Linked DNA regions of Mus musculus: regions 1, 2 and 4 are each linked to region 3. A link is a loop called in an ENCODE intact Hi-C map of the cell type or tissue named here. Cell type or tissue: left cerebral cortex. All regions are shown on one strand. Each heading gives the region's core, and the rest is flanking DNA. Links, peaks and the distances in the headings are about the cores only.

What was found. Peaks named below come from ENCODE experiments on the same cell type or tissue, not always from the same donor. Only the 100,000 strongest peaks of a DNase experiment are listed, where the experiment ranks them.
Region 1: a loop joins it to region 3, with 5 times the contacts of the local background. A loop is called at or near these places in 17 of 42 quality-filtered maps.
Region 2: a loop joins it to region 3, with 10 times the contacts of the local background. A loop is called at or near these places in 5 of 42 quality-filtered maps.
Region 4: a loop joins it to region 3, with 6 times the contacts of the local background. A loop is called at or near these places in 17 of 42 quality-filtered maps.

The regions. Positions count from the first base shown.
Region 1 is chr3:51,697,686-51,705,391 of GRCm38, forward strand. Maml3 (mastermind like transcriptional coactivator 3) reads right to left here. Exons shown (of 5, transcript NM_001004176.2): 3 at 1-158. Among named protein-coding and RNA genes, the nearest start is that of Gm46803, 6.2 kb to the right of the region's middle. In left cerebral cortex, for the core only: a CTCF peak has its summit at 3,776 (motif pointing right); DNase peaks (open chromatin) are centred at 3,205, 3,534, 3,860, 4,476 and 1 more place; H3K4me3 peaks cover 1,294 bases; H3K27ac peaks cover 1,713 bases.
Region 2 is chr3:51,373,892-51,381,597 of GRCm38, forward strand. It overlaps Gm5103 (a long non-coding RNA gene), which reads left to right and starts at 4,155. Exons shown (of 5, transcript XR_867251.1): 1 at 4,155-4,559; 2 at 5,004-5,201; 3 at 5,350-5,449; 4 at 7,603-7,706. In left cerebral cortex, for the core only: a CTCF peak has its summit at 4,095 (motif pointing right); a DNase peak (open chromatin) is centred at 4,124.
Region 3 is chr3:52,238,504-52,246,209 of GRCm38, forward strand. All of the region lies in intron 1 of Gm30125 (a long non-coding RNA gene), which reads left to right. Among named protein-coding and RNA genes, the nearest start is that of Gm30125, 4.9 kb to the left of the region's middle. In left cerebral cortex, for the core only: CTCF peaks have their summits at 4,163 (motif pointing left) and 5,285 (motif pointing right); DNase peaks (open chromatin) are centred at 4,166 and 5,308.
Region 4 is chr3:51,471,877-51,479,582 of GRCm38, forward strand. Naa15 (N(alpha)-acetyltransferase 15, NatA auxiliary subunit) reads left to right here. Exons shown (of 20, transcript NM_053089.3): 20 at 724-4,109. The coding sequence ends at 924. Among named protein-coding and RNA genes, the nearest start is that of Rab33b, 8.2 kb to the right of the region's middle. In left cerebral cortex, for the core only: no CTCF peak of the experiment used is centred there; DNase peaks (open chromatin) are centred at 3,716 and 4,044.

The DNA of each region.
Region 1 (7,706 bases), core at 2,044-6,043, 540 kb before region 3:
TGGTCCATTAGCATCTGCTTCATGATGGCTGCCTGTGGCTGGCTGCCTAGAAATCCAAGGCCCCCAGGACTGGCTCCGGAGACCATGCTGCCCGACCCCGAGGGCACAGAGTTCTGCATAGGGCCTGTGGTCCGGGGAATACCGACTGCGTGCTGCTCCTAGAGGGAACAGAAGAAAGCAGTTTAGAAATTCTGCTGGACCACTTCCTGACATTTCAGGGGAAACTTCTGAGGAAGGGAATGAGGCAGAGGTCCTAGCCTGGGGATTCCAGGGGTCCAGAGTGGTGCCGGTTACATCTCCAGAAAACCATCTTGTTGGCCTTGCCATAGTAGAACTGGAGAGGCTGCGGGGGCAGGGAATAGAAACAGAGATTGGGTCTGGGAAATGGGAAGCCAAGTTATCTGTTTCAGATGGGATGATGTAGTGATGTAGTGGCCGTGCACTGGGATTTCAACACTCTGACTCTCTAAAAAAAGGGAAATGACTCTCAGGGTGGGCTCACCATAAGTCTCAAAGGCAACCTCCACCCTTATCTTTTGTCATAATCCTAGCACTTACTGTCTACTTTGCTAAAATGGGCATCTTAGTAAATAGGAGAGACATTCATGGAAGCCATATACTATCACAGGGTGTTAAAATCACTTGATGCTTGATGTTAGTCCAACTAGTCAAAACACTTACGTGTGTGTGTGTGTGTGTGTGTGTGTGTGTGTGTTGTTTTATTTTGTGTGTGTGCATTTTAATCCTGTCAGGCAGAGAGAGGTTTGGAACTGAAAATATGTTACTCTGACCAAAGCTACATAATCTCAAGACAGGGACTTCTTGAGAGGACCAAGGGGTTCAGCCGGAGGGGGGAGGGCACAAGAAGGTAACGGTAAGGAAATATGATCAGAGTACGTTATATATATGAAATGAGATATAATACATTTTTAAAAACTATGTAATCTCCTAATCTCTTTTAAAATAGAATTGCATCTCATGTGTCTGGGATAATTTCAGCACCAGGGACTGGATTGGGACTCTTGGTTCTATAATTATTTGTCAGAGAGTTGACAGCAACTTATAAGGACTGACCTCCCCCCCAAATCCCCCAGGGAATAGAGGGAATGTGCTAAATAGCTGATCCCACAGAACCCAAGGGCTATCTGGGAGAATGCCCTCAGAAGGGACGTCTATGCAGCTGGACAGTGGAGGCTACCAAGGGAAAACGCTAATGGGCACAGAAGGTGTGTAGACACAAAAGACAGTTTCTAGAAACTTCTATCAACAAAGCAGTGACAGCAAATGCTGTCTGAATATCCCTTGGAAACGGTCCTTCCTTCCGACCTGAGCACAGAGGCAGGACTTAACTGGCACTCGCAGGAGGACAGGCACAGCAGTACCGTGAGGCATCCTCACCAGGCCTAACAAGAAGAACAATAATATAAAACATCTACTATTGTTTTAAATTATAACCCAAGCTGGATTTTTAATACATCCTTGCCTCTGAGTGGCTACAGCTTTGATACAGATGTGGTTGTTTGCACAGGCAATTTTTTCTCAAAATACAGAAATGAGATTCTGTCTGCCTCTCTAGAGCCAGTTTGGGGCCGATTCCTCATAAACCTGGTCTTATTGGCCTCTAGCTTCTCTCTTATGCCTGGTGCTGACCCAGGCAGGCGGTTCTTTCTTGTGAAGTTCCACCTAATGCTGCCTGCCTACTCACTCTACCTCCCTGCACCCAAACAGAACTGGAGAAGCAAAACAAAGCCTATCGTTTCTATGGCCCCAGAAACAACAGCTGAGGGAGTTATGGTTAGTATGGGAAGTTGTTCAGGTCACAACAGGATGGTTCCTAGGAGAATCAGGGTACTGACGCTGAGTCGACTTCAGTATAATTTCTACTTACTTCCCTGAACTCTAAGTCGGCAGTGCCAAGCACACATATCTGAATGGCCTGTAGTCTAAATATGAGTCATGTTTTTTTTGGTGTAAGTGCTGGCTAAATTTTGTGTGTGTGTGTGTGTGTGTGTGTGTGTGTGTGTGTGCGCGTGCACGCACGCGCGCACTCCTATGTGCAGCTGAGGTTAGAAGAGCTGGAGTTCCAAGTAGTCGTGAGCCTCCTGGCACAGAGGCTGGGAACAGAACTCTGGTCCGAGAGGGAGGAATTTGCATTCTTAACTGTGGAGCCATCTCCACAGTCCACAGTAAAGGCTTTTACTTATGTGAGTCCTCTGAAATCAGGTGGAGAGCTATGAAATATTCTTAATGTTAAAAAAGGACCTTTATGGCTGCAGGTATCTAGGTACACAAGAGACTTCCCTTATCTTCTAGTTCTGCTTGCTACATGTTTCTAAGCCCCTCCTTCCTACAGGATCAAGCTGTTTCTCACCTTGAGAGACAAATGGCTGGTCAACTTAACACTTCATGCTAGAGCTAGCCAGCCAGCAGAAGGACAGATAATAGTTTTTCTCTCATGCATTTCAGTCTGTTTAATATTTCCCAGTTTTGATGAAGAGAGATTTGAAGGGAAAATGAGATCCAAGGAAAGGCACCATTTTCTTTAGCTTGTTTTTGAAAAGAGCTGTTCTTTCTGGCCCTGTTTCTCTCCATGCACTTTGAGATTTTATTGCCCCATGTGACCTCTCTGCATAGCGGAGGAATGTAGCCAGGAGCGAAGGGCTGTGTTCATAGCCTTCTCTTCCCTGGGAAAAATAAGAGTGGCAATCGAGGTGACGATGTTCATACACCCAGCCACATTTTGTCCCTGTGGACACAGTCAAGCCATTACCTCTGGGGTTTTCATTCCCCAAATGGTCCTGTCCCCAAAGTTAAGGTTCTCAATGCTGACTACATGACCCAAAATGGCTGCAGTGTTGCCTGTCAAACACAGCATCTTTAGGGGCTCCCCAGCAAGTGCACAGGTGTGTGCCAAAGTGTGAAAGCCCACCATGACTGGCTTTACAAACGAAGCTGGTGCGGGCAGCTGTTTATGTCGCAGGGCTCTTTTAACCTCGAATCTAAGAGGGCTTAATGAGAAATAGTCTGTCAAACTCTAGGATTCCAAGTCCCTGCTCGTGTTTCTGTGGAGGACACACACTGGGTTGTGCAATTAGAGAAAGCCAGAGTGAGCTTTCGTCATGCGACATGTAATGCCTTGGAGCCAAATGATGCAGTATTTTTAGTTTTAATTACTGGTTTGTTCTCCACTCCCAGCCCAGCGACCTCCCCTTGCTTTCCACCCAGAATCTTAATACATTCTCCTCTCCTTGAATCCAATTTGCCACGCAGATCTTCCAGGCTCTCCAAACACTCTCACTTTTCAGTAAAATAAGGGAAGGGAGCGAGCGAGCGAGAGAGAGAGAGAGAGAGAGAGAGAGAGATCAAAACCAAAGAACCTGTCTTGCACATTCACCTTCCGCTCCAGGGACGAGAGCTTAACAATTTTCCAACGGCTAGAGCAAGGTAGGCGGGTGTAAACAACACTCTAGCCTCCCCCAAAGAGGCAGTTTCCGACTTCAAAAATCAGAGGCGATAAAAATATCTTCCGAGAACAGCCAGCTGTTTATTTATAAACCCACTTGTGGGGAAACTGGCTTTCTCTGAAGGGATTTTTTTTTTTACCCCCAGGAACATGCAGCATGTGGGTGATAGGGGCCAGAGATGCGGCGGGTATGAAAGATCATTGGTTCCTGGGAGGGACAGGATACGACATCCTATGTACTTGGATCCAGCAGACCCTGAGCTTCATCCTTTTCTAGGTGGCCCCGAAGGGACCCTCTTGAGCAGCTGTCGTTCTGCCGGTAGCCCAGCAGAGGGTGGTGTGAGCCCGGGACCGCACTCCAGGCCTCGCGCTGAGTTCCCCCCACCCTCCGTCCCCCCACCAACGCAGATGGCTTAATCAGGGCTGGGTCCCCCGCCCCGCCCGGGCCGCCGCTGCGGACGTGGAGCCAGGCAGTCAAGTGTTCCTGCGTACAGCAGGTAGCCTGGCAACTGCGAGCATAATACGGAGCAGATGGTGTTCGCACGGCGTGATGGACATCACACACGACAGCCTGAGACAATCCAGGAATTCCCTGGTGGCTCGAGGCCCTCTTTGCACAAAATGAGTTCTCTCACCATGGCGGTGCATCTTAAGGGGTGGAGGTCTCTCCCTTCCCCACTCTCTGACACCAAACTGGTTTCTTATTACCGACTTTTCTCCAGCCAGAGGGAAGAGGGACTTGGCAGGGTGGGGTGAGGGGTGCGGGTGGGGGGGGCAGGAAGAGGATATGGAAGAAAACCGAAGGATGGGGAGCAGGAGGAGATGAAGGGGGGCAGTGGCAGCCAGATCCAGGGGGGCACCTCGCTGTTGGAGGGAGCCAGAGAGGCACAAAGCCTGTGCAGGGAGAAGGGACCTCCGCTCACTCTACAACCGCGTGGCCTACCAGTCGCCCAAATGAAATTTAGGGTTTTCGTTAAAAAGTCCCCTGAGGCGTAATTTAGCCTCTTCAACTCCAGCCTATCTGCTTACAAGTCCTCAGGGGGCTCGGGCAAAGCGCGCAGGAGTGGGGCCGGGAGCTCCAGGCTAACCAGAGAGCGCCTCACTGCTTGGAGATCCTAACAAAGACCAGGAGCTCAGGAGCAGGGTGGGTGCCCTGGGGCCCCTGAGAAACTCAGTCTGACGCTCTGGGGGTGGGCATATTGCCCAGTGCCACTACTGCGCGTGTTCCTGAAGCCTGGAGACCACAGAGGAAAGGGCATGTATATAGATAGGGCTGTTGTGGGTAAGAAAGAGTTGGAGTAAATCAATAAGCAAACAGAAAGGCTACCTAGAAAACAAATCTCTCTCTCTCTCTCTCTCTCTCTCTCTCTCTCTCTCTCTCTCACACACACACACACACACACACACACACACACAAAACTGGGTCAAGTAATAGGGAAAAAAAATCCAAGCAGTCTCAGGCCAAATGAATTTTTGACTAAATTGTAAGTATCAAAAGACTTCATATACAGTAGAAGGCTAGAGGCTGTCTACAAAGGCAAGTTTTACATTTGAGCAGCAGGCAGGGTGAATCCATCACCAAAGGACCCCTGCTGTGACTCCCAGAGGCACGGGGCAGGCCATCTTGTCTCCATCCAGAGTCCCTTGAAAATCCTGTTTAAAAAGTGGTCAGTGACAATGGACACTTTGGAAGATGAAAAAGGCTAAGAAGATGTGAAAACTGCCTCCTCATTCCATAAGAGCAATCTGTGTACAGCCATGGCCATGAGTCCATCCAGCGGCTTCGAGCCTGGTCCAGGCTCACCTTACATTAGCATTCTCTGGGAGCATGGCAGAAATTCAGATTCCCCAACTCCACCAGGCCTACGGAATCAGACCAAGTTCTCCAGGTGATGGGAGATCCTGTAGGAGTTTGAGAATTACTGGAGCGAGTAATCCTGGCTGATTGCAGCCTGGCCCTGATTTGATTGCAAACTTGCATTTTCAAAATCAAGCCTGGTGCAGGCTTGCTCTGGCTCGAGTGTGAAATCTGCGGCATTGAGAATCAAACTCCCCCCTCCCTGCTCAGGGCTGTTAGGCTGGCTCAGTGATATTTGTCACGAAGACTAAGAATTCTCAAGAGAACTTGGGGCTATAACTCTTTCTAGAAGGATGGTATTCCACTTGCAACTGATCTCTAGAAGCTGAAAGGTAGCCAAGACCAAGGGATGAGGCTTGGGGGAGGGGAGTGGGAGTTGGGGGTTCCTTGCTAAGGGAGAGCATCAAGTATGCCCCGAATTTCCCTAGGGTAGCATGATAGAACGCTATGGATTGACAAATATCCCCTCTGGCTGGAAAGGGTTCTTTAAATAAAGAGGAGACCACAGGGCCACACTAGAAGATAACAGACTCATATGAGGAACTAGGCATAGGCAAAAACTCTGCTAGGTGCCTTTACCTATGTAATCAAACTCATTTCGTTGATTAGAAAGCGCAAGTCTCTGAGAGGCTAGGGAACTTGTCTGATTGTCCCACAGCTGGCGCAGCATCTTTGGGATTTGAACTTTTTCTATCAAAACAGACATCTGGTCTCAATTGAGCAGACCGCCCAGGAACACGCCGGAATAAAGAGCAAGTGATAGGAAGCGGGGAAAGAAGGAACACAGAATAAAAGGGTAGAAACTGTTAGAATCGAAAAGAAATCAAAGAATGAAACTAAATGTGAACAACAACAAAAACCAACTTTTTCTGAGACTCGAAATCAAGGTGTCTCTGTGCTATCAACTTTGACTTTTTTTTTTTTAAAGGGCAGGAGACTAGGCCATCCAACTGTAAGAGGAAGATGAAAGAAAGTAAATTAAAATCTGAGTTCCCTCTGAAGTCTGCCAAGTGTCAGGGCAGAAGCATGGCCTGTGGATGGTGGCAATCCTGTACAAACGTCCTTTTTCAACACATTTTGTTGTTGTTCACTGTGCGGTTGGGAAGCAGCTTACAACAAACTCCCACCAGAGCCCCAACAGTCTCCCAAACCCATCCACTTTGTAGATGATTTGAGAAGGCTGCACTGAAAAGCTTGTTTTCAGTGGGGTACATTGGCACAGCCTTAGGAGGCAGAGAGAGTTTTGGGCTAGCCTGGACTACAAAGCGAGACCCTCCTATTGTTTGTGTGATTATATCCCCCAAACAGTTGGGTTTTAAGGCTGTCACTAACAATTTAGGAAGTGTTTCACTCAAACAGTAGTAACTAAAGGCCAGTTCTATTACCAAGACAGGCTCTTCTCCTTATGGGACTCAGGATCCCGACTAGGAACTCAGCGACTCTATGGGACCATGATTGACACCCTCTGATGGCATAAAAGCATCTTCAGGTTATTACTGTTATTGCTGGAGTGATCTCTCTCTCTCCCTCTCTCTCTCCCTCTCTCTCTCCCTCTCTCTCTCTCTCAGAGAGACAGACACACACTCAGAGAGACACACATATACAGAGAAACAGACAGAAGACAGAAAGAGAGGGAGACAAAGGTTGATGTGGCCTGTCTCACTCTTTTGTTCTCTACATTATTCTTTGAGCTAGGTTTCTCACTGAGCCTGGAACTCATGGGTTTGGTAGACAGACTGAGCAGCAAGGGCCTCCTGTCTCTGCCCTGAGGATGGAACTTGGGTTCTCAGGCTTGCTTTGCAAGCATTTTATCCATTGAGCCATCTCCCCAGATCCTGATTGTGTAGTACATCTCCAGGGTAGAACAAGTGTTGTCCTTCTAGCTTGGCTCTATGGAAAAGAGACCAGGACTTTAAACTTGTTTTTGGGTCCCCTTAGATTTTCGATGAGCAGATAGATGATGTCTACTTAGACACCGAAGATAGCAAAAAGTTGCAGCCACAAGTTTTTCATCCACATATTGAAAATGTCTGAAACAAATTGCATCCAGACTTTTCTCTTGTCATTTTTCTCTAAACAATACAATACTAACGACTATTTAGATAGCATTTTTAAGGTATTACAAGTGGTTTAGAGATGATTCAAAGTAGATGGGAGGTTTGTGTAGGTCCTATGTATATCCCATGATAGCTCAGATAAAAGACATGAGCATCTTTGCTGTGTTGGGATGCTTGTTCTATACTCACGCCCCAGATTCTGAGGGATGGCTGTACTGAAAACATGCATGCTGGGCTAGAGAGTTAGCTTGTTCCTGACAGTGAGTACCACTTTTGCAGAGGATACACATTCAGTTCCTACACCCACACCAGGCTGCTTACAACCACT
Region 2 (7,706 bases), core at 2,507-6,506, 860 kb before region 3:
TATATATATATATATATATATATATATTAAGATTTAATTTAAATTATGTGTATTGTGTGTGTCTGCTCATGACAAAGCAGCTGCTCCCAAAGATCAGAAGAGGGCATCAGATCCCCCAGAGCTGGTTACCTGGTAGCAGTGATCTGGCTGACCTGGGTGCTGGAAACTGAACTCAAACTTTTAGGAAAGCAGCAAGGGTTCTTAGCCACTGAGCTACATTTCCCACCCAGAATTATGTTTCCGTACACGAAAGTCCTACAGCATCCTGCAGAGATCCAACTATTCACAAAGGAGAAAAACATGCCTCATTTTCTGGCACTTATGGCTACAGAGATTTTTCAGACTTTCTTTTTTTACTAACAGAGCTTATGTAGGGACAGAAACACAAAGGCCAGCCAGGCGTGGTAGCGCATGCCTTTAGTCCCAGCACTCGGGAGGCAGAGGCAGGTGGATTTCCAAGTTCGAGGCCAGCCTGGTCTACAAAGTGAGTTCCAGGACAGCCAGGGCTATACAGAGAAACCCGGTCTCAAAAAACAAAAACAAAAACAAAAACAAAACAAAACAAACAAAAAAGAAACACAAAGACCACTTGGGATTTATTCAAGCACTTATATTTAATAACAGTTTTAGGGAATGATATGTGCCCATTTTAACAAGTCTGAATGCGGGGGGGGGGGGAGCACAAATCAAAAATAAAAGTCATCTAGAGTCTTACTGCCAAGACATGGTGCTAATCGTGGATTCGTGAAAATGATTTTATATAAATAAATTCATGCTTTCGTTCTGTGACACACTGTGCACTGAGCAGGTCAGTAAATATGGAGGGACATGCTCACTATGAATGGTTACACAACGCCATTCTGAATCTATGTATTATAATTCATTTACCCAGATCTGTTGCCAATTTGTGACGCTACTGTCTGAGTTAGCATTGGCTCTCAGCTTTACGCCTATAGTAAAGAGACAGCTGAGTAGGTAGTCTCAATTGAAGGACCGTCCAGGTCAGACTGGCAGGTGGGAATGTCTATAAGGGATTGTCTTGATTGTTAAATGATGTGGGAGGGTCCAGCCCACTGTGGGCAGCATCATTCCCTAGGCAATTGGTCTGATGCTTTGGACTCACAGCAATACAGCACATCGTGGCAAGGGAAGCATGGCAGAGCAAGACATGATGGGAAGAAAAACGAGGAGTAGGTGGCCTGGTTTCACTATCCCCTTCAAGAGCGCAAACTAACCAAAAGACACCCCCCCCCCCTGCTCAGCTCCCACTTCTTAAAGCTTCTAAGAAGCATCAAGTTAGAGACAAAGCCTTTAGTTTTATAGTACATGGGCCTTCAGGGTGGTCGGCATCCAAACAGTAGCAGTGGGCTAGGGGTATGTGACGGTGCTTCTTCATTCCGCTGGATGGCAGCTCTCAGGCAGCATGACTGATGCTCTGAGCATGCTGTGTTGACAAACTGTGAGGTGGGTGGGTTAGGTGTATATAGCGAATTTTTAAAGTTTTATTTTTATTTTAAATGTGTGAGTCTTTTGCCTGCTTGTGTCTGTGTATCAAGTGCATGCAGTGCCTGTGATGGCCAGAAGAGGGCATTAGTTCATCTCAACTTGAAATCATGGACTGTGGGTCCTGGGAAACAAACCCGATGCTCTTAGATGCTGAATCATTTCCCCAGGCCCTAGAAGCATTTGTTTTGGTTGGTTGGTTGGTTGGTTGGTTGGTTGGTTGGTTTGAGATAGTCTCGCTATATAGCTTTGACTGTCCTTGAACTCACTATGTAGATTAGCCCGGCCTTGTAGTCCTAGACGTTAGTTTGCCCCTGCCTCCCGGGTGCTGGGATTAAAGGCAAGGCTATTTGGCTTGGCTATTTACTTATTACCACCATCATCATTATTATACTACATTTCCAGTGCACAGTAAGGTTTTTTGTTTGTTTGTTTTGTTTTTAGACAGGGTTTCTTTGTATAGCTCTGGCTGTCCTGGAACTCACTTTGTAGACCAGGCTGGCCTTGAACTCAGAGATCCGCCTGCCTCTGCCTCCCGAGTGCTGGAATTAAAGGCCTGAGCCACCACGCCCGGCCAGTAGTTCTCTTTAGAATACTGTTCTCATTGTAACTTGAGCATGCATAAGCAACCCTGAGATAAATACGCTCTTGCATAAATCTGCACAGAGATAAGCATGGTGGGGGGCGGGGAGAGCAAGAACGTTAGGCACACGAGGTTGTCCCTTCCAAGGAAGAAACGCATAACCTGCTATCTGCCCAGAAGCCTGGGAGCAGGCGCTGACTAGCCTGGTGACCCCTCTGGGTCGATAGAGGCTTTTCTGGTACCGGATCACTCCCCAGACTCTTATCGTTGTTTCTTTTTCTCACTAATCTGTAGTATTTATATGTATGACTCTACAAGTTTTGAGAAAGTCAAGTGTGATCTGCATTTAGCTTTCTTTGTTCCTCAAAGAGATTTATGTATGTTTTGTAGTGAATATGTAGTGTGTTGTGTGTATGTGTGTTTTGTGTGTGTGTTGTGTGTGTGTGTGTTGTGTGTGTGTGTTTGCGTGTGTGTTGTGTGTTGTTCTGCGTGTGTGTGTGCGCGCACATGTGTGTGTTGTGTGTGTGTTTGCGTGTGTTTGTGTTTTGTGTGTGTGTGTGTGTTGGATAGGATTTGAGTGCTTGAGAAGCCTGCAGGAAGCCCTGAGTTTGAGCCCCATCATCACATAAGCCAGGGGGCAGTGGCTCTTAGCACTCAGGATGAGGAAAACGGAGAATCAGAAGTTTGTTGTCTTCCTCACATATATAGTGTCTGAGGCCAGCTTGATACATAATATCTTATTTCCAAAAAAAAAAGGAAAGCACAGCAAAACAAAACCCGGAACAAATAGGACAACCAGGCAGACGGCTTCTGTGATCATCATTGCTCGATGAGTGATTTACCCCAAGCCCCAGAACTAAACCAGCATAGCTAAGATTTAAACAAGAAAATTGTTTTGAGATTTATTTTATGCCTGTGAGTCATTCTCCTCAGACACACTAGAAGTAGGGCATGGGATCCCATTACAGATGGTCGCCAGCCACCATGTGGTTGCTGGGACTGGAACTCAGGACCTCCGGAAGAGCAGTCAGTGCTCTTAACCACTGAGCCATCTCTCTTGCTCCTTACACAAGAAATTTAGCATCCCTCCTGGAGTCCCTGCCCCTGCATTAACTCCCTTTGCACAGAGATGCTTGTTGATTTCGGTGGTAGAGGGATTACAAAAACAGATTATAGTTCCCAAGAACCCTGCTTTATAAAAGAGCTCCAAACACCAGAAAAGGAATATCTTTTACATGCAAACACCAATGTGACACTTTCCTTTCAGGAGCAGTCTGACGAGCAAACAAAGTTTTTTGTTTGTTTGTTTGTTTGTTTTGTTTTTGTTTTTGGGTTGTTTTGTTTTGTTTGAGACAGAGTTTCTCTGTATAGCCCTGGCTTACCTGGAACTCACTCTGTAGACCAGGCTGGCCTTGGAACTCAGAAATTTGCCTGCCTCTGCCTCCCAAGTGCTGGGATTAAAGGTGTGTGCCACCACGCATGGCACATACATATATTTTTAAACCTGCCTTTGGAACAAGCGGTAGAACTCTCAGTTCCTCCAGTCCCATGTCTGCCTGGATGCTGCCACAATCCCACCTTGATGATAATGAATCTCTGAACCTATAAGCCAGCCCTAATTAAATGTTATCCTTATAAGATTTGCCTTCATCATGGTGTCTGTTCACAGCAGTAAAACCCTAAGATGTGTGGTGTAGCATGCTTTTAATCCCAGCACTCGGGAGGCAGAGGCAGGTGGATCTCTGTGAGTTTAAGGCCAGCCTGGTCTACAGAGTCAGTGTTAGGACAGTCAGGGCTGCACAGAGAAACCCTGTCTCAAAAAACACAGATAAATAAAACTGTTTACTTTTTAATTGGAAAATAATATTTGTGTATACAAATACGTGGGATGTGGGGTGTGTTTTTAAATATGATTACTTAGTAGAAAGAGTCAATCAAACTATTAACTTGCCTACCTTTTGTTTTTAAGATAAGAACGTTAAGAATCTATTTTAGCAATTTAGTCTCGGCCACTAGAGGGAAGCGAGGAACAACAGAAACTTGAGATGTATTCGAGAGACTTGCCCGGTGTGCGGTAACCAGCGTTGTTAGACTCCTTTGTAATATTAACGTTGTGCAGAAGTTCTCTGCTTCTTATCATGAAAGATCATTTTCAAATGAAGTTCATTTATCGTGCCTACACATTCCCTTCTAACATAATGCTTCAAGCTGACCCACGAAAGAGGTGGATATAAGAGATCACAGAGTGTGTGCTTTTTGTTTACGTGAAATATCCAGAGACAACGAAACTGTTGCGGCTTAAAACCGAAAGGTGGCTGGAAGGGCCAGAGGCTCAGAAACTGGAGTTCATGGTACGCGCTCTTGAGGGATCTTACTGAGAGATGAAAATGTTCTAAAACCGGTTTACAGCGATGGCTGCATGTGTGAAACTGTGAACACAGATGTATAAAAGTCATTGAATCGTGCAACTGACGTGAGTGACCTATATGAACTTAAAATACGCTCCAGTAAAGTTGATGGGGGGCGGGGAGATGCATGGAGTGACACAGGATTTCTTCTACGACGCTGTCCTGTCGGACTGCGGGAGACACGCAGATAACCCCACGCCACCTCAGCGGCATTAATTCCCGTGAGAACCGTGGGCTTGGACTCCAGATTGGTTTCCTCCAGGGCCATCCTCTTACCTTCAGGAGATGGCTCTGCCCTCACTGCCCTGCCCTACCCTACCCTGTGAGCCTGTCAGGACACTTCATGTTCAAAGCGCAACAGCAACACCCAGGTGTTCTGAGGAGGTGTTCTGAGGTGTTTTGGCCTCTGGGGGCCAAAAGGCAGGGCTGGAAGTCAGTGATCCACCATCAGTAAAACGGGCCTTGTTTTGGTTTTTAAAGTTTACTGGTTTGCTTTTTTGTGTGTATAGGCATTTGGCTTGCAGGCGTGTGTCTATGCACTACATGCATGTCTGGTGCCCAAGGAAGCCGGAAGAGGTTGCCCGATCTCCTGGAACTGGAGTTATAGACAGTTATGTCCTGCTGTGTGGGTGCAGGGAATTAAGACCAAGTCGCCTGGAAAAGCAGCCACTGCCGTTAAGTACTGAGCCATGTCTCCACCTCCTAGAGTTAGTGCTTTTAAAAAATTGTTCATGCATGTGTGTGTGTGTGTGTGTGTGTGTGTGTGTGTACATGCACACGTATAGGAGGGTTGTAGTGGTATAGGAGGATCTAGAGAGATGGCTCAGAAATTAAGGATACTTTTTCCTTTGGCAGAGAACTCAAGTTCAGTTTCTACCACCCATGTGGTAGGTCGCACATAACCATCTGCAGCCGAGTTTCAGAAGATCCAACATCCTGTTCTGGCCTTCACCAGGTACACAACTCATGCACAGACATACACACTGGCAAAACACCCACCCAGAAAAAATAAAATAAATAAAAGAGGGTCTGGAGGGATGGTTTAGTACTTGCAAGCACTGGCTGCTCTTCCAGAGGACCAGGACTCAGTTCCCAGTACCCCAACTGTAACTCACAAGCCTTTTGTGAATTCAGTTTCAGGAGATACAATGCCTCCTTCTGGCTTCCGGGCCACTGGGCATGCATGTGGAAACAAAAAGTTAGAAAAAATAAATATACAGGCAAAATGAAGGAAAGCATATCATTTTCTTTCCATTCCGTTACAAAATGATGTTTGAATATGAAATGTTCCCTGCAGGGCTTGAGTTTGAATGCTTAGTCTTCAGCTGGGGGTACACTTTGGGAAAACTGCAACACTGTTTGTAGATGAGAGAAATGCATCCTGGGGCCAGGCCTCAAGGTCTGAGAGCTCAGGCACACTTCCTGTTCTTTTTAAAAACTGTTTGATTATTTATTTCATCCACATTGGTGTTCTGCCTGTTTGGATCCTGTATGTGAGTGAGGGTGTCAGATCCCCTGGAACTGGATGTAAGCTAGGAATTGAACCCCGGTCCTCTGGAAGAACCGCCAGTGCTCTTAACTGCTGAGCCATCCCTCCCTCCAGTCCCCACTGCCTGTTTTTTTGCACTGCTGGATGGCTACTGATACAATGTGACAAGTTGGCGCAGTGTGGATAGACTTTGCCCTCAGGGTCTGTAAGGCAAAATAAATCCTCTCTCTCTTCCAGGGCTTCAGCTAGAATATTTTATCACAACAACAGAAACTAAGACACAAGAGATCTTCCTAAACCCAGATAAATCTTTCTTTATCCCCAGCCCACATTTTACATTCCTGATAATAAAACAGGAAATTACTTCAAGGAAATGCCTGGAATGAAGAAAGAGAATATGTCCAAACCATTCAAAGAAATGTGATTTTAAAAAAAATTTTTTTTTAATTAAGATTGGCCAAACAGAGAATAAAATCAAGTACTATCTGACCCTTAAAAGCCCAGATGAGGGAGGGAAAGGAAATGTAATTAGCTGTCCATCATGTGTGGACACCTTGCAGAACTGTTTATTATTTGTATCTGGGAGACCAGCCAAGCTTCTTCTGACCTCCTGTGTCCCAGGAGACCATGAGAGGGGAAACTGGTAGCTTCCTCTGGCTTTTATTTTATTCTTTAAGAAGGTCACAGTTGGGGCTGGTGAGATGGCTCAGTGGGTAAGAGCACCCGACTGCTCTTCCGAAGGTCAGGAGTTCAAATCCCAGCAACCACATGGTGGCTCACAACCATCCGTAACGAGATCTGGCGCCCTCTTCTGGAGTGTCTGAAGACAGCTTCAGTGTACTTACATATAATAAATAAATCTTTAAAAAAAAAAAAAAAAAAAAAAAAGAAGGTCACAGTTGGACTTAGAACTGCGTGCTTGTGCTTGCTGGGAGAGCATTCTACTACTGAATGGGAGCCCCTGCTCTCTTTGCATGGTTTATTCTGGGCCAGGGTCTTACTAAATTGTGCAGGCCGGCCTTGAACTTAGAATCCTCTTGCCTCAGCCTCCTGAGGAACTGGTTGAAAAGTCTGTTATACCTCTGATCTGGCTGTGGAGTCTACATTAGCCTTAACATCACCATCTGCTTCCAAGTATCTATGCTGACTATACACTGACTAGAGGCAGGCCCTGCTGCCTTAATCCTTTCTAGAGAGTGCATGCAGCAGGGAGTTGAAAATTTCTCTAATCATATTTTCAGAGTCTCTCTCTCTCTCTCTCTCTCTCTCTCTGTCTCTGTCTCTGTCTCTCTCAGAAAAGGATTCTCTTTATGACTTTTTTTTTTTTTTTGAGATGGTCTCACTGTGTAGCCTTTGGTTGGTTTGAAATGTAGACCAGGCTGGCCTCAAACTATAGAGTTCTGTCTGCCTCTGCCTCCTGAGTGCTGAGATTAAAAGCACAGACTATCACATCCAGTCTCCTTTATAATTTTCACTAAGTATTAAGACTTTAGAACACGGCAGCTGGGACTCGTTGATAGAATGAATCCTCACTACTGTATCTCTCTATCACGTTAAAGAGATTGAGTATGGGAACTACTTTGTTTTTTAATTTATTGTTGTGTGTATGGGGTTTGCAGATGTGGACATCAGAGGACAACATTCAAGAGTTGGTTCCTTCCTTCTACTTGAGTTCGTGGCATTGAACTTGGGTTGTCAGGCTTGAGCAACAAGTCCCTCGGCC
Region 3 (7,706 bases), core at 1,686-5,685:
CCAAGTTTCTTCTTGGTCATGATGTTTGTGCAGGAATAGAAACCCTGACTAAGACAGTTTGTAAACCCTTTTAGTATGCAAGGCCTGAAGGTGAGTGTTGTAAGAGTATAATGAGTGGACCAGCAAGGGTAGATATAAAGGCAGTCAGCCAAGGGGATCCATTAAACACGCTTTCACACCATCCTTGCTGTTGTTCCATTTCTCATTTTCTGTCCTGTATTCTGTCTTGGTTCTGCTGTATTTTCCTTAACTCTGCCAGTCTGGTCTGCACAGACACAGCATTCTCCTAATGTGACACAAAGTCTACCTCACTGTAAGAACAATAGATCTAATCCTCTCCTGTTCTGCAACACAACTTCAGCCAGGGAAGAGAGTGATTTTTCTAAGGCAGACATTGATTTTTCAAGTCTCTCAGCATCCCTGTCGATAGCCAGCCTCAACAACCTGTAATGAGCACCTTGCAATACCAGAGCAGAGGTTCCAGTGCCTATGGCCCCTGCAATACCTATACCTAAGAGGGTGGACGGGACAATGGCAGCTATGGGTTCCCTTTTGCATCATACATGAGACCCAGGAGTGAGATGATTAAGGACATCTTCTCCTGAATGATACATTATCCCTGGGATGTTTTGTACCAGGTCACAGAAATCAGGGGAGGCATTTAAGACTCCAGGGTGAATGCATGGAATTAGACCAGTAGAGCATGCCCACCCCATGCTCTCAGGAGGACCCAAGTACCCTGAACCTATCCAAGTTACTGTGGTGTTACATAGGTGGCACACAGAAATACCTATACAGAGCCTTTGTCTCGAGAGCGACTGCAAAGAAGTCCAGCTGGGACCCTCTCGCTGCCATCTGCATTGCTGAGGTTCCGGATAATGTTCTGTTATAGAGGAGTTAAGGGCTAGCCCATCATAATATAGAGAATTGGCATCCAAGCATAGCCAACAGTCCTCAGTAAGATCTGTGTAAGACTGATTGAGCCATTGGCAGGTGGCTTTGAGATGTAATGGGCCAGGGACTCTCTGTGGGGAGGTTCGGACATGGATTTGTCCATGTCGTGTGGTGGTGTCAGTGGATAGGATTGTTTGGGCGGCAGAGGCCAAGACCTAGGCCTATAGGTGCAGGTTGTGTAGGTATTTCTTATCTAGTTTGGTAGTAAAGGGGCTGCCATTTCCCAGTCTATCTTTGTCATAAATTCAGAGCCCCCAGGTTTTCCTAATTCCCATCTGTTAGCCTCTTCCCCCAAGTCTGCAAACCTAATGAGGACAGGGTTGCACTGCCCAGTGTCCGTGGCTGATTTGGTCATCAGACTTTCAGCTTACTCAGTTGAAGTCCATTTTGATAGACGGATCCCACCAAATGTGTTCCATACTCACAATCCCAGGAAGAGCAGAAGGATTCAGCTCCCCCACATTGTCACTGCCAGGTCTTATGGTTTTTGTACCCCAGGCAAACATAGAAGAGATGTGTGCTGAGAAATCCATCAGCCCAAGAGAGCCATGTAGGTTAGCCAGGTCGGAAGTGGAGGTTGGGGAGCCAGGTACAGAGGGGTGCAGTCTTGATCTGCTGGTGGACAATGTCACCAGAAGAGTCCAGGTTAGGTTCCAGGGCTGGTGAGGGCAAGAACCAGAGAATGAGCCAGCAACTCCTGAAAGCAAGATGCAGACAGCACATGTCAGGAGGCTTAGAAGTGCTGGAACGTGAGTGTTAGTGGGTTTCCTTAGTCTCTGAAGGACATCTCGTGGAGACGTTCCCTGAGTCTGGATGTGACATAGACAAGCATGGGATGTATCCAGGTAGCAATCCTGTCAACCTTGAGGGTAGTGTGTTGTTAGGGCCACGATGTTGGGTCCTTTCCAGCAAGGGCTTTAGGGTTTCCTTTCGGTGCCTTCTCGGGAAGATCCAGTCTCCAAGGGCAATAGTGGTGGGGAGTCGGAGTTGGCGCAGCCTCATAAATGGGCTTCGTGTGAGGCCATCGCTTTTTTCAGGTGTGGGCTAGATGTTCAAGAGAGTCAAGTAAATGGTGATCATCAATTTCAGCTAAGACTTCAGATTTTAGGTTAGGTAAAATGGGAGGGGGCCCTTCCAAACATGGTTTCATAAACCCAATGTATAGGATGTGTTTTGAACCCTATTAAAGGCAAAGGGGAGGAGACCCACCCAGTCCCTGCCAGTCTCTATGGTTAATTTAGTAAGGGTCTCTTTTAGAGTTCTATTCACCCTCTCTACTTGTCCTGAGCTTTGGGGCCTGTAAGTACAATGTTGTTTCCAATTTTCTCCAATGGCTTTAGCCATCCTCTGTGTTACCTGAACTGTGAGGGCAGGTCCCTTGTCAGAGCTTAGGAGGGCTGGCATTCTATACCTGGGAAGCACCTCCTGTAGTATCTTCTTGATCACTATCTGTGTCATTTCATGCCTGGTGGGGTAGGCCTCAGTCCATCCTGGAAAGGTGTCTACAAGCACTAGCAGGTACCTGTAATCATATTTCCCTGGTCTTAACTCGGTAAAGTCCATTTCCCAGCGGGCACCAGGTTTGGCACCCTGCCGTCGGAGCCTTTACCCTTTGGCTCGTTATCTGCATTAGTGAGCTTGCAACTCAAGCATTTGGAAGCAGGCTGCTCAGTCGGGGACCTGAGGGTGAGGCTCTTTAGGTCCACCTTTCTTATCAGGTCCTCAGTTTGGAACCCAACAGGGTTGTCCGGTGTATGTGTTAGAGCAGACTGGCTGCCAAATTGCTGGGCAAGATTATTTTACAGTCTCCGATGAGCCACCAGCCATCCGGCTTATGGGACATAGGCAGTTTGTGAGTAGAGATAACATAGAGTATTGAGGCTTATCTGGTAGGACTGGAGCTCCTGGGTCAGGCAGTTGGAAAGTCAAAGCTGCTATAGGAGCTGCTGCCTTGGCTGCCAAATCTGCCCTGGGATTGATTACCCTTTGCCTCAGGCATAGTTCCTTCATGCTGGCCTGGTTGGTATGTAATAATCATTTTTTTTTTAAACAAAGAGTCTCTAACAGGTTTAGCATCTCCTGTGTGTTTTTAATAATCTTTCCTTCGGCTGTCAGGAATCCTCTTTCTTGGCCCCATGAACATACAGGCTATCTGTATAAATGTTGAGTCTTTTGCCTTTTTCCAATTTGAGGGTTTCTGGTAGAGCTATAAGTTCAGCTTGTTGTGCCGAAGTGCCGGGTGGCAGGACAGATGCCCATACAGTTTCTGAGTCTTCTAACACTGCTGCCCCCCATATACTTTTGTCCAGTCACACACAAAGCTGCTTGAACCAAGTAGCTTCTACATTCGGCAGCAGCCGGTTCCATAGGTGTTTCCTGAGTCTGTGCACCTGGCTTGGTATCCCTGCATAATCACGTAGTGGAGTCTCCAAATCTGAGTCTGGTAACAGAGAGGCTGGGCTCAGGGCAGCACTTGGTAGAAAATGGATACACAGGGCAGGGCAGGGTGTGGGGTAGCAGCAGGCTTTCGTGAGTCATGCATGCATTGCTTATCCATCAATCTGGGGGTTGAGAACCCCTTCAATGGATGGGGAGTGGTAATGTAGAGTTCTTGCCCCAGAGTCAATTTATCCATGTCCTTGACTAGAAAGGCTGTGCAGGTGATAGTTTTCAAACAAGAAAGCCATCCAGAGGCCAGAAGGTCTAATATCTTTGAAAAGTATTCTGGGGCCTAACGTTTGAGCGAGCTATGTCTTTGCCTTTAGCCATGTCTTTGCCTTTAGCTATACATAGCTGGAAGGGCTTGGTAATGTCAGGTAGCCCTAGTGTGGGAGTCGTTAATAAGGTCTTTTTGAATCTATTGAAAGTGCTTTTCTGGACTCTGTCCATTGGAAGGCCTCCTTTTCCTTGATGGCCTCGTAGAGGGGCTTCGCCAATTATGCAAAATTAGGGACCCAAAAGTGGCAGAACCCTGCCAACCACAAGAAATCTCTGACCTTCCATTTTGTGATGGGTGGAGGTCTTCAAAATGATCTCTTTTTGGACCTCCGATAGCCATAGAAGCTATCTTTTAGGCTCCCTTTTAGGATGTATCCCAAGTATGTTGCCTCTTATTGGCAGATTTGCGGATGCCCCATAGCCTAATTTCCCCAGTGCCATTAACAGGGCCTCAGTACTCCGTTGACATTCTTTCATGGTCTCTGCTGCCACCAAGAGGTCAACTACATATTACAAGAGGGTGATACTGGGATGTTTCTGCCTATACTGACTCAGAGCCTCCTCAAAGATGGTTGGATCCTTGTGGAAGTCTGCCCCATGTTATTTGTCCATTGAATCCTTTTTTGGGGGTCATGCCACTCAAAGACAAACAGAGGCTGGCTCTAGGGGGGCTAAGGGCAGGCTAAAGAAAGCATCTTTGAGGTCCAATATTGTATACCCACTCTTGGAAGGTTATGACAAATTCAGGAGGGTATATGGGTTTGGTACTGTAGGCTCTATGTTCATTACTCTACTCTTTACTTCTCTGAGGTCCTGAACTCGTCTATAGTCATTGTAGTTGGGCTTCTTGATGGGAAGGAGGGGCGTATTCCATGGGTACTAGTTTGCCAAGTCCCTGAACCTTCTGATGTGGGATATGATACCCGCTTTGGCTTCTTGGGGCATTGGATAGTGTCTTATTTGGACAGGAGTTGCCCCTGGTTTCAGTTCAATCCAAATGGCAGCCCTATGGGCCGCCAACCCTATTCCTCCAGTTTCTGCCCAAGTCAAGGGGGATTTGGTCAACCAAACTGAGATCTCATTTGGGAGAGAGCTTGGTCTTTGTAAAATCTGTATTTATCTTCTAGAGACAGGGTGAGTATGCGAATGAGGTGCCCTCTGGGATCTGTGACAGGGGTGGCTCTTTGATCAAAGGAGATCTGGGCTCCTATCTTGATCAGCAACTCTTTCCCCGGGAAGGGGTAGGGGTAGTCTGGTATGATTATGAAGGAGTGGGCTACTGCCCCATTCTGAGATGAACTGTTCTTCGAGTAGTCCATGTATATTGATTCATACCAGTGGCCCCTTATACATGGGATTTCTTTGAGGACAATTTGCCATGGGATTGGATTAGGACTAAATATTGTATCCCTGTGTCTCCTAAGAAATTAATGAGTTTTCCCTCCACTTTAAGGGTTACTCTGGGTTCGGAGAGGAGGGGTCTGAACCTCGTCCCCTCTAGTCACTAAATTCTTCCAACTCGAAGACCTACAAGATATCTCTTTGGAGGTATCTTCTGGCAGTCTTTGACCCAAAGTCCCATCTCCTTACAGTTCTCTTGGAGCCTTGGCTTCCTCTCTTCATTTGCCAGCCACGAGATGGCGCAGTTGGTGGTTTTTTTCTCGGCGAAGGAATCTGCTGCTGTGGCCAGAAGTATCATGGCCAAGTTTTGAGTTTGTGGCTCCCTGGTGGTGGTCACGGCTCGTAACTGTTTCTTCTCAAGTGTTTCTCTGTTGTTGTACACTTTCCACCAGCAATTCCTGCTAACTCTTGTCCTCTGGTCTGTCTATTCTCTGCAATTTGCACCTGATATCAAGGGCAGCCTGATTCACAAAGGCCATAATGACTACTGATTTCTTCTTTGGTGCCTCTGGATCTGGGGGTGTATAGGTACGATAGGTCTCCACACTCCTTTCTAGAAAGGCTGCAGGTGATTCTATCCTTTCCTTTTGCACATTATGTACCTAGGCCAAATTATGTACCTAGGTCAGTGTGCAGCACTCTGAGACTCCCGTTAGAGTCTAGAGGAAGATCCAAAGCCTCTCCCTTACCTTCCTCGGAGTTAAAATTCCAGTCTCGTCTGGTCAAGGGATAGCCTACATCAAGCAGAGCCTGGCTAGTAGTAGGAGTCCCAATTGCTCCAAGAACCAATATCTGGGCCTTATTTAAAATCCTCTCTTGCTCCGGGACAGTGAAGAGGATCTGTAAGAGTAGTTGACAGTCATCCCAGGTGGGTTGGTGGGTAAAAATGACAGAATCTAATAAGTCAACTAAAGCAGCTGGTTTCTTTGAGAATTTAGGGTTCTGAAGTTTCTAGTTATATAGATCACTAGTGTTGAAGGGCCAGTATTGCATCAGTTGGTTCCCCTCATCGTCTTGTGGGCTTATTGCCCTCAAGGGGAGAACTGTGGACTCAGCCGCAGGCAGTGGAGGCAGCTGTCATTGGGCTCACCAAGGAGGGTCCTTGAGCCCCTCCTGGGGCCTCAGGGTGAGACCTTTGGTGATCCCCTAATGGGGGTCAGTAAGGCAGGGGTGAGAAGACGAAGTCCTCTTCAGTGTCAGTGTTAAGACAAGATAAAGATGGGCCATAGGGTTAGTTTCAGTTTTTCATTTCTCACTGTTTTCCAGGGTACAGCAGTGCTTGGCTTCTGTGACAGCAGCAGCAGCTTGAGCCATTTTGGTGGGGCCTGGACCAGATCCTACCAGATGTAAATCTGGTGATGTAGTTTGGGTGTCTCGGTTGTCCAGAGATGATGTCCTTGGTCCTAAAAATTGTGGGCTAGGGGCTAGCCACCTGTTGAAGGTTGGCCATTCATTCCTGCAAAAAGAAGTCTAAACCTAGACTCTAACCCTAATTTTAGAGTCCTTGAAATGGTCTAAGAACAAAGTTAAAGGACTGATCTTAGTCTGTCCCATAACATCAGCCACAAAGAAATAAGTCAGACAGAGAGCAAACAGAAGGACAACAGGCAAGAAGGCACTCAATACTCCTGGGAATCAGGTAAAAAAAAAGGGGGGGGGGAGAAGATGGTCTCACTGTGCGCTTTTGGAGTGACCAGCTTTGTCTCTTCAAGTATACTCGGGGGATCCAATTCCCTATATGCAGGTCTGGGACATCTCCCAAGTCCGGTGGCCCAGGGTTGTCCAGTGCATCTGCCTGGACTGCTTGCAGCTTGCATTAAGGGTGGAATGCTGAGACACCAAGACAGAGGACAAACATTCGGACACTCACTGGCTGGGTTTTGACTCAACAGTTCAGGGGTCCTGGGGAGTGGTGCTTGAAGATCCTGGACAAGCCTACAGATGTTATGCCCTGATCTAAGGGTCCCCAAAGACCACCAGGAGTCGAATTTGTATGCTCGAGCTTGGACCTTCAGGCCCTCTGACACAGCTAGGTAACGCAGAAGACCCCAGCACCTAAGGTTCAGCCTTTTTATTGTGGTTACAGTAGGATGAGGGACTTATCAACTTGGCAGGCACATAATTGGCTAACAATGATTTCAGTTGGCTAAAGTAATCTATCTATATCTTTCTATAGCTTCTGGAACGTTAGGTATTTTCCTGCTGGTGGCCTGTCTGGGGTGGTTCCTTCCTGGAACAGTTTATGTTTTCCCAGTAATTAGAGTTTAACCTGAGGACAGGACCTAGTGTATAAAATGGAGGGCTAGTTACAAGATGGAGTCTGTCTTGTCCAGTTGGGTCCCTTCAGTATGCGTTAACTGGTTGTGTCCCATGTTCTGGGGGCCAGCCATGGTATGCTGGCTAGGGTCCAGCTGTGGTTCTCTATCCTCTGCCTCCTCCATCTCAGGGTATCCAGATGCTGCTGCACACTGAGTGGGCTGAAAGGGTGAAGCAGAGTCTGGAACGGACGGTGTTCTGCAGGATCTGAGTCCGGCTGGTGGGAGTCAGGGGAAGACTTCTCCGAATATCTTAGTGTTACAGGTCCTTTAAGAGAAGGCCTTCTCTGATGGTCTTCCATGAAAGGACTCCCTTAA
Region 4 (7,706 bases), core at 2,014-6,013, 770 kb before region 3:
TAAATCATTATCTGTGAGCAATTTCCCCTTAAATGTTTTGAGGGGCTATGCGTGTGTGTTCTTGTGCATAAGTATACCAGTTTAGGTGGAAGTCTACTAGTTTGGTCTTTCTAGCCTCAAGATCCCTCAATTTTAATTCAGAGTTAAATAACAGGGTTTAATTTTGTTGTTGTTGTTGGAATGGCCTTACTATGTAGCCTTGGCTGGACTAGACTCACTATGTAGACCAGGCTGGCCTTGAACTCAGGAAGATCTGCCTGACTGTGGCTTACAAGTGCTGGGATTAAACATGGGCTACCATTTCAGGGTTAGTGTTTGGTTTTGCTGGTACATTGCTTTTGCAAAAGAAGGAAAGGAAGTAAAGTGGCCTATATGCTTGCCTATATGCTTACATTGGCATTGGCAATGTAATTTAACATTTATACGCAGGGCCAAGCTAGGTTAAGGTAAAGTCATTTCATAAAGTTGTGTGCTTGCTCAAAGTACTTTTTAAAAAAGAGTACTTTTTAAAATACATTATGTGTATCATCAAATATTCATATTCTTGTCTCTTTCTTTTTGGCATTTACCCTCCATGTATGAAGAAATGGTTGAACTGTGCCTTGAAGACCATCATAATGAAATTTATGAGCTTCTTTATGAGTTTCTTTCTTGTTTTGGAAATGGTTGATGTTGAACCTGTTTTCTGCCTTGTGTTGTGACATGAGCCTTTCTGTTCTTTAGACTTGCATGGAGGTGTTGGAAGCCTTGTGTGATGGTAGCCTAGGAGACTGTAAAGAAGCTGCCGAAGCCTACAGAGCAAGTTGTCATAAGCTTTTCCCTTATGCTTTGGCTTTCATGCCTCCTGGATACGAAGAGGATATGAAGATCACAGTGAACGGAGATAGTTCTGCAGAAACGGAAGAACTGGCCAATGAAATCTGAACATCATTAAACAAGCAAATGGAATGACTTTGGACCATATCTAGTGTATAATATTTTTGTCACGCACCTGCTGCATTGCTCTTACTTACACAGAATGAGAGGAGTAAATGTTCTTGCCTTCAAATAGTCTTACGTTTTTTATCCTGCTGAAAACTATATATAAAATATCTAACATTACAGGATATAGGTTCAGTTTCTTAAAAAATTAAAAGCTGCTAAAATTGAGGGGTTTAAAAGAAAAAAAAAATCCGTATCCTATTCCTACCTTCCCTTCCCATGTTTTTAACTAATTTATATAAAATCTGGAGGCTATAACAGCTAACATAGCAGGTGTGTGGCAGAAATATTACTTTAAATTTGTCTTGTGAGATTTTGCTATATCTCAGACAGCATAAATAAATGCTGTTTTAGCACTGGATTCTTTCACTGAGCACAAAGAGTTGTTGGGGCTTTAGCATCTGCCTGATTCTGTTACGGGGTTGGTGATTGACCATAGGAAGTATGCAATGTGAATCACTGTGTACAGAGCCGTCTACAACACATGCTTGACGTTGTAGAGACTGGGACACATAGCTACCAAGCGGATTAAGTGAAACCTAGAAGGTGTTCAGTACGTGTGTTGTGTTTCCAAAATTCACTGTACATGATCAGTTTGGTGTTCTTGTACCACAGTTTTTAACCGAAGGAACCAGTTGGAACAATCTCAATTTAACTAAAACTTGAAGAACTAAAATAACAATGCAAACCTTTAGCATTGTTTTGGCCAAACTTGTTAAAACTGTAATGCAAGAACCAAATGCACTGTGATGTGGCACCAACTAATTAGCAAGCATGAATTTTTCACCTGAGAGTGAAAAAAGAAAACTCTACCATGGCTTGAAGTTACAGAGCAGAACTCCTGACTACCATTCTATGACTGATGAAGAGACTAATAGCTAAAACCTCAGCAGGCCTTGTTCACGATATGCAGAAAAGTGCTGCAGTTTAGATACCTCTGGAACTTTTCCACAGTGTCACAGGTTTGTAATACTTGAAGCCCTTCATTTCTAAGAATATATTTCTCGCTCAGTTGTTTCAGGCAAGCCCAAGACTTTGTAATTTTTAAAGGGCCCAAGATTTTTTTTTCAATAACAGACCAGCTTCTTTTTCCTGCAGTTACAAATGTAATTTCTTTTTTTTTTTGTTGTCAAACATAAGGTACCAAATATGCAATAAATTGTTTTGAAAAACAGTTGTGTGAATATTTCCACTAACCTGAGTTGGGCTTCTGTGAAATGCACAGGTGGAAACAGAGGTTGCAAGCCAGAGGCAATGAAACACACTGTAGGGCTAGTATAGAGGGGAGCTTTTAGAGCCGGCTAAGTGGTGGTGTCAGGAAAGTTCCAGAACTAAGCAGAATGCTGCTCCTTTGTTCAGATTTCACTGAGGCTAGGATGGTGGCAGATCCTGTGAATGTAATTCAAATCAGAAAGGAAAAGTAAACATGACCATTTGGATTGGGAAACCGAGCCTTAAACAAGTCAAACCTGTACACTGAGAACGAGCCTCAGGCTTAATATTTCTTTATGTTTGCAAGGTCTGAGCAATTAAGTTCAATGAATTAAGTGTATATAAAATAGAACTTTTGTAGTATTTTAGTTATACATAGTACATACACTAAAGGGAATTTTCAGAAGATCAGATCCTTTTATTTCATAGTACATGATCTGCATTCCACATCCCAGTCTAGCAGGTTAGTGATGCAAAGATACTTCCAGTCTGAACTTCAGTGCTTACACAGGCCCTGTCTCAGGAACATCTTAACAGATGGCAAAAAAAAGTGAGCAGACTTTACGAATTTTTCTCCTATGAGTGGCAACTAAGGTTCCTGTTGTTTGGAAAAAACACTAGTGGTATGTCCGCTACTAATTCAGTGTTGGAGGAGGCACCAGCCATATAGTAGGGGTGTGTGTGTGTGTGTGTGTGTGTGCGCGCGCGCGCGCGCGTGTGTATTTGTTTAAATTCTACTGTATATCACCATGAAATCTGTCTGTTTGTCTTGACAATGTTTAAATGATGTAGATTGTCTTAGAATGAATACTCAGAAGTACTCAGAACTCCGATTCCGATGCCACCCGAGAGGAGTCAGACTCCTGTCATGTATATTGTATTCCAACCAATTTACTGGAACTATTGAATAAATCTTTATTTTCTTTCAGGTTTATTTGACAGTGGATACATTGTCTGGTGTCACAGGACCTTGACTGGGTTCACCTAAAACATTGTACTTTACTCTGAGTATATATTTATTTCAACTGGATCATTTCACATTTACCCCGTTGATATTCAGTTAATTATCAGTGATACTGTGGGGGAAAACAGGGTTAGATAAACAAGTTGGAAAAATGCAGTGTGATGTTGTAATCTAAACAAGTGCCTTATGTTTATTGCTAAGAACTGGTGTTATCAACCCTTTTACTAAGAAGGGTCCCTCGGCCTGTATTCATGTAGGAAAGTGAAGAGCCTTCTGTTTTCTTCATAGTCACTTACTGTCATGTCTCATTGAAAGTTACAATCTGACGAGCTTAGTTTACTTAGCTTTAATTAGATAGGTGAGTCATACATTTTCACCATTTTTTCCTGTATTTATTATGCACAATAAAATGATCTCTAATAGCATGACTAAAAGTAGTGCCGATGTTGCTGGAAAGCTTTCTGGGTCGTACGAGGCCCTGTTTTTTCACCGTGATTGTACCGCATGCTCTACTACTCTCAGCTGTGAAGTGAAAGCTGTGAATGTATGAAGAGCTCAGAAAACCATGGAGTGTTGTGACAAACTCACATCCTTTCTAATCAATTGGTAAGACTTTCTGTTGCCGGGCATAGCATCTGTTTGGGGAAAGCTAAAAGGGAAATACTGAAAATGCTAGGCATTTGTTATTTTAGATAATTACTGTCCTTGGATTCTGCAGGTCGACCTTCCTGATGGGAGGAGTCTTCCTATCTGCATCGTGCTCCTGGTTCTTACATTTAAGGATTCTTACTACCGTTTTGCTGTTGTCTAAGCTTTGCTGAACCCATTGTTAAGTCTAAGACACAAACCCATGAAATGGCTGTGTTGCGCCATAGGAAGCAGAAATGGTTTCAGTTTCTGCTGGTTGAAAATTGAACAACTTGTAGCAATAAAAAGCTTTTGGAAAAGGTTATCAAGTTTCACTTTTCCCTTCTGCAGCTATAAGCTGGTTGTGGAAAGTCTGTGGTGTGTAGGAGGCTCTGAAGAAGGCTTTACTTAACAAAGGGTGTCTTGTATATATACTCTCTACTAAATGTAGTAAAATGAGCCTACTTCCGTGAAGATATACCCATAATATTTTTTAAAACACACACAAAAAAACTAAGGGTGCTGAGTGTGAGAGTGCATGCATATAATCCCAGCACTTGGGAGATGGACTTGAGGGCTGCCCTGCAAAGGCAAAGCAGGGACGAAGCCTGTGGGAGTCAGGAGTCGGCTATTTGTGTATGCAGTGGGTCCTCCAGCAACATCATCTTGGGATAAGAGCTAGAAGAAAGAATAGCTTAGGAAAAAGTTTGGTATGGTATAAATTAGAATTTACTGATGTTATAACCTCTGTTTTATTTACCAAAACCAGATGACAGCCTTTGTTTAAAGGCTTATAGAAAACTTAAGGCTGTTACTACCAGTGCAACAAACTATTCTGAGGTCTGTGTAGCCCCTGCTGGCCTCCAACACAGAGGTCAGCCTTCCTTTCCCTCCTGAGTGCTGCGATTAAACACATGTACCATGCCTATCTATGAAGACTTTAAAAAACTTATGTGTGCACACACGTGCTATGTGTGGGGAGTGCATTGTGTGTAAGTCAGGACAACTTAACTAGATCATATCTCACCTCCCACCTTTACCCAGCCTTTACAAGTGCTTCAAGAGTCAAGCTGCAAGGCACCTTCACCTGGGAGACACTTCACTTGCCCATAAGTGAGGCCTTGGTCTGTACTTTAAGAACCTGTATTTCATGCAGTTGGCTTATTTCTACATGTTGGTAGTCTCATTGTAAAGATGGTCTGGCCTTCCTAAGGACAAACTTTCTTCTCACTTAGGAATGACATGATTTTGAAAGTGTGTTCTGGATCTCATGAGTTGATTTCAACTAATGATGCGTGTCTTCTGTTCACCTGTACATCACTGACACAGGGACTCTGCTGTCTCTGGTTTTCCACTGTTTGGTCCTGAGTGAATTTAACACTTGTTTACTTTGTAATTGCAGATTTTTCAGGACACACGGCTACATTGTTCTTTCAAACGGGCTCTTCTTAGGAGCTCTACCCTCAAGTAACCAATCCTATGCTGCTCTGTTACCTTTCCAAATGATCAAGTCACCTCTTCAGGCAGATGGTGACGAGACTATTCACCTGGGCTCTGGAGTACCAGATACTGATAATTCTTACCTTCCTTAACTTAGTTTTTAAAAACTGAGATCAATAGACATATTTAGGAACATGTATTCAGCACTTGTTCAGAAATTCATTAAAAAGGACCTAAGAATAAGCCAACTGCTTCACTTGTTTTTGTTTTTATAGTTTAAAACAGTCTGTTTTGTAGTTTTAAACAGTCCATTGAACATTTTCTGTTTGCTAGAATTTTTGTGAGTGAAATGTCTTAACAAAGTTACATGACTAATGTGTTGGCTTAAATTCTTGTAAGTCTTCCCCACCCTGAACCCCCAGACAGTTTCTGTGCATGGCCCTGGCTGTCCTGGAACTCACAGGCTGGTCTCAAACTCACAGAGAGATTCATTCGCCTCTGCCCCTCAGTGCTGGAATTAAAGGTGTGCACCACCATGCCCGGCTGTAAGTCCATTTTTAATTTTTAAAAATTCTTTTCATTGTGTGTAAACTTGGAGGTCCAAGACACTTTGCAGTAGTCCGTTCTCTTCTCCCATGTATGAGTCCCAGGATTTGAACTCAAAACATCAGGCTTGTGGCAAGTGCCTTCACCCACGTAGTAAACCTATGCAATCTTAGACAAGGATAAGAGCGATGCGTAATAGATATTCAAACTCGTGTTGAGGTTTGTGCGACTATAATTGCCCCCACAGAATGTAGGAGGTACCAATAACTGTGAACTTAGGTCATCCATAAACTCAAATTTCCTAAACCTTAGCTATGGTTATAGAAGAGTCATCTTCTTGGTCCTATCTGTTGGCCTTGTATAATCATGTCAGCATACTACAGATAATCATATTTATTGACTTTATCAGTATGTTTTCCACATTAATCTTTGCTCTTATATAGCTCATCAGAAATGGTTGTGTCTTTGTAGGATACAGGTGGTGGAAGTACCATCTCTCATTTTTTCCATTGTTGTGATACTGGTTGGCATTGAATGAGCTCATCTTGAAGCAGGCACTTCCTAGGTACTGCCATGCCTAGTGGGACTGACTTACTACAAAGGATGCCACTCGTTTTCTAATTCTTCAAAGAATATTAAGGACATTGGTGACAGGCATACTACATCCCTAGACCTTTCTTTATTTAATAGCCTAACATCTATAGTCTTAGTATGCAGGATTGTTTAGCTTCTCAGCATCATAGTGAGAGTCATTCACAGCCATCCGCTCTAGTCCACAGTTGTGCTTGAAACTGTAAACTCAGCCCTGATCCTGTATTCAAATCCCAGGAAAACTCTATAAACATGATTTTGAAAGTGTGTTCTGGATCTCATGAGTTGATTTCAACTAATGATGCGTGTCTTCTGTTCACCTGTACATCACTTTAACTGTTAAGCTTTCTGATTGGTTTACCATCCACAATAAGTCATGTTTACTGTACTGAGACACCAGTAGAGAACAAAGAAAAAGCCAACCTGTTAGTTTTATGTCATTGAAACAACTTTGAATTTCCCCTAGACAACAGCGCTTTTAAATGGACAGGGACAAATACTTGGGCTTTTAAATACCAATCCAGTACTTGTAAAAACAGCTGAATTTGACTGTTTTCACTACGAGATTGCATTTACTTGTAAATAAATGAATCCCTATTATGAGAATTGTGCCAGGAACTTTGGCAGTAGAGCCAACGTTGGTAAAAGGATTGACAGGTTCCAAAGTCGTCAAGTAAATTTACCTGCTGAGGGTGTTGACCAAACATTCTGGGTAAGACTCCAAAATCTAGCTGGTATTTATAGTTATTAAAAGGTAGATAATTTTGTCACTCAGCCTCAGTTGTATCTGGGATGTTTTCTGCTGGTTAGTGTTTATTAAAAAAGAAGCAGGATTGAAACTATTTCTTGCCTCTCTAGAGTTTATATTATTCCTCACCATGGTACACCTGGAGGTCTCCATTTTCGATCTGCCTTCACAGAAGGTCCAGAATTAGTAAGATTATTTTCTTTGATCCTGTGACTCAATTGCCAAGTAACAGCACAAACTCTAAAGGTTTCATACCACAGCAGTATAATGGAGTTGTTGCAGCAGCCTGCAGGTAAGTTAGAATCAGGTTACAGACTGACTCATGTCTCAGACACTGTACTAAAAATTTCTAGGTCAAACATTTAGATATAACTTTTAACTTTTTTTTCCCACTGTAGCCCAATGTAGAGTAAACAAGGTTATTCTTGTCAGTATTGCTATTTTCATTATTCCTCGTCATTATCGCCTGCTATGGCTCACTAGGCCAATATTTAAGGAAGCAGTTTATAATTCTTTCCTTGATACCCTACAAATTTTAACTTTTACAAATTATATTTGTATAAAATACAAGAGTGTTGCTGGGCGGTTATATTGAAT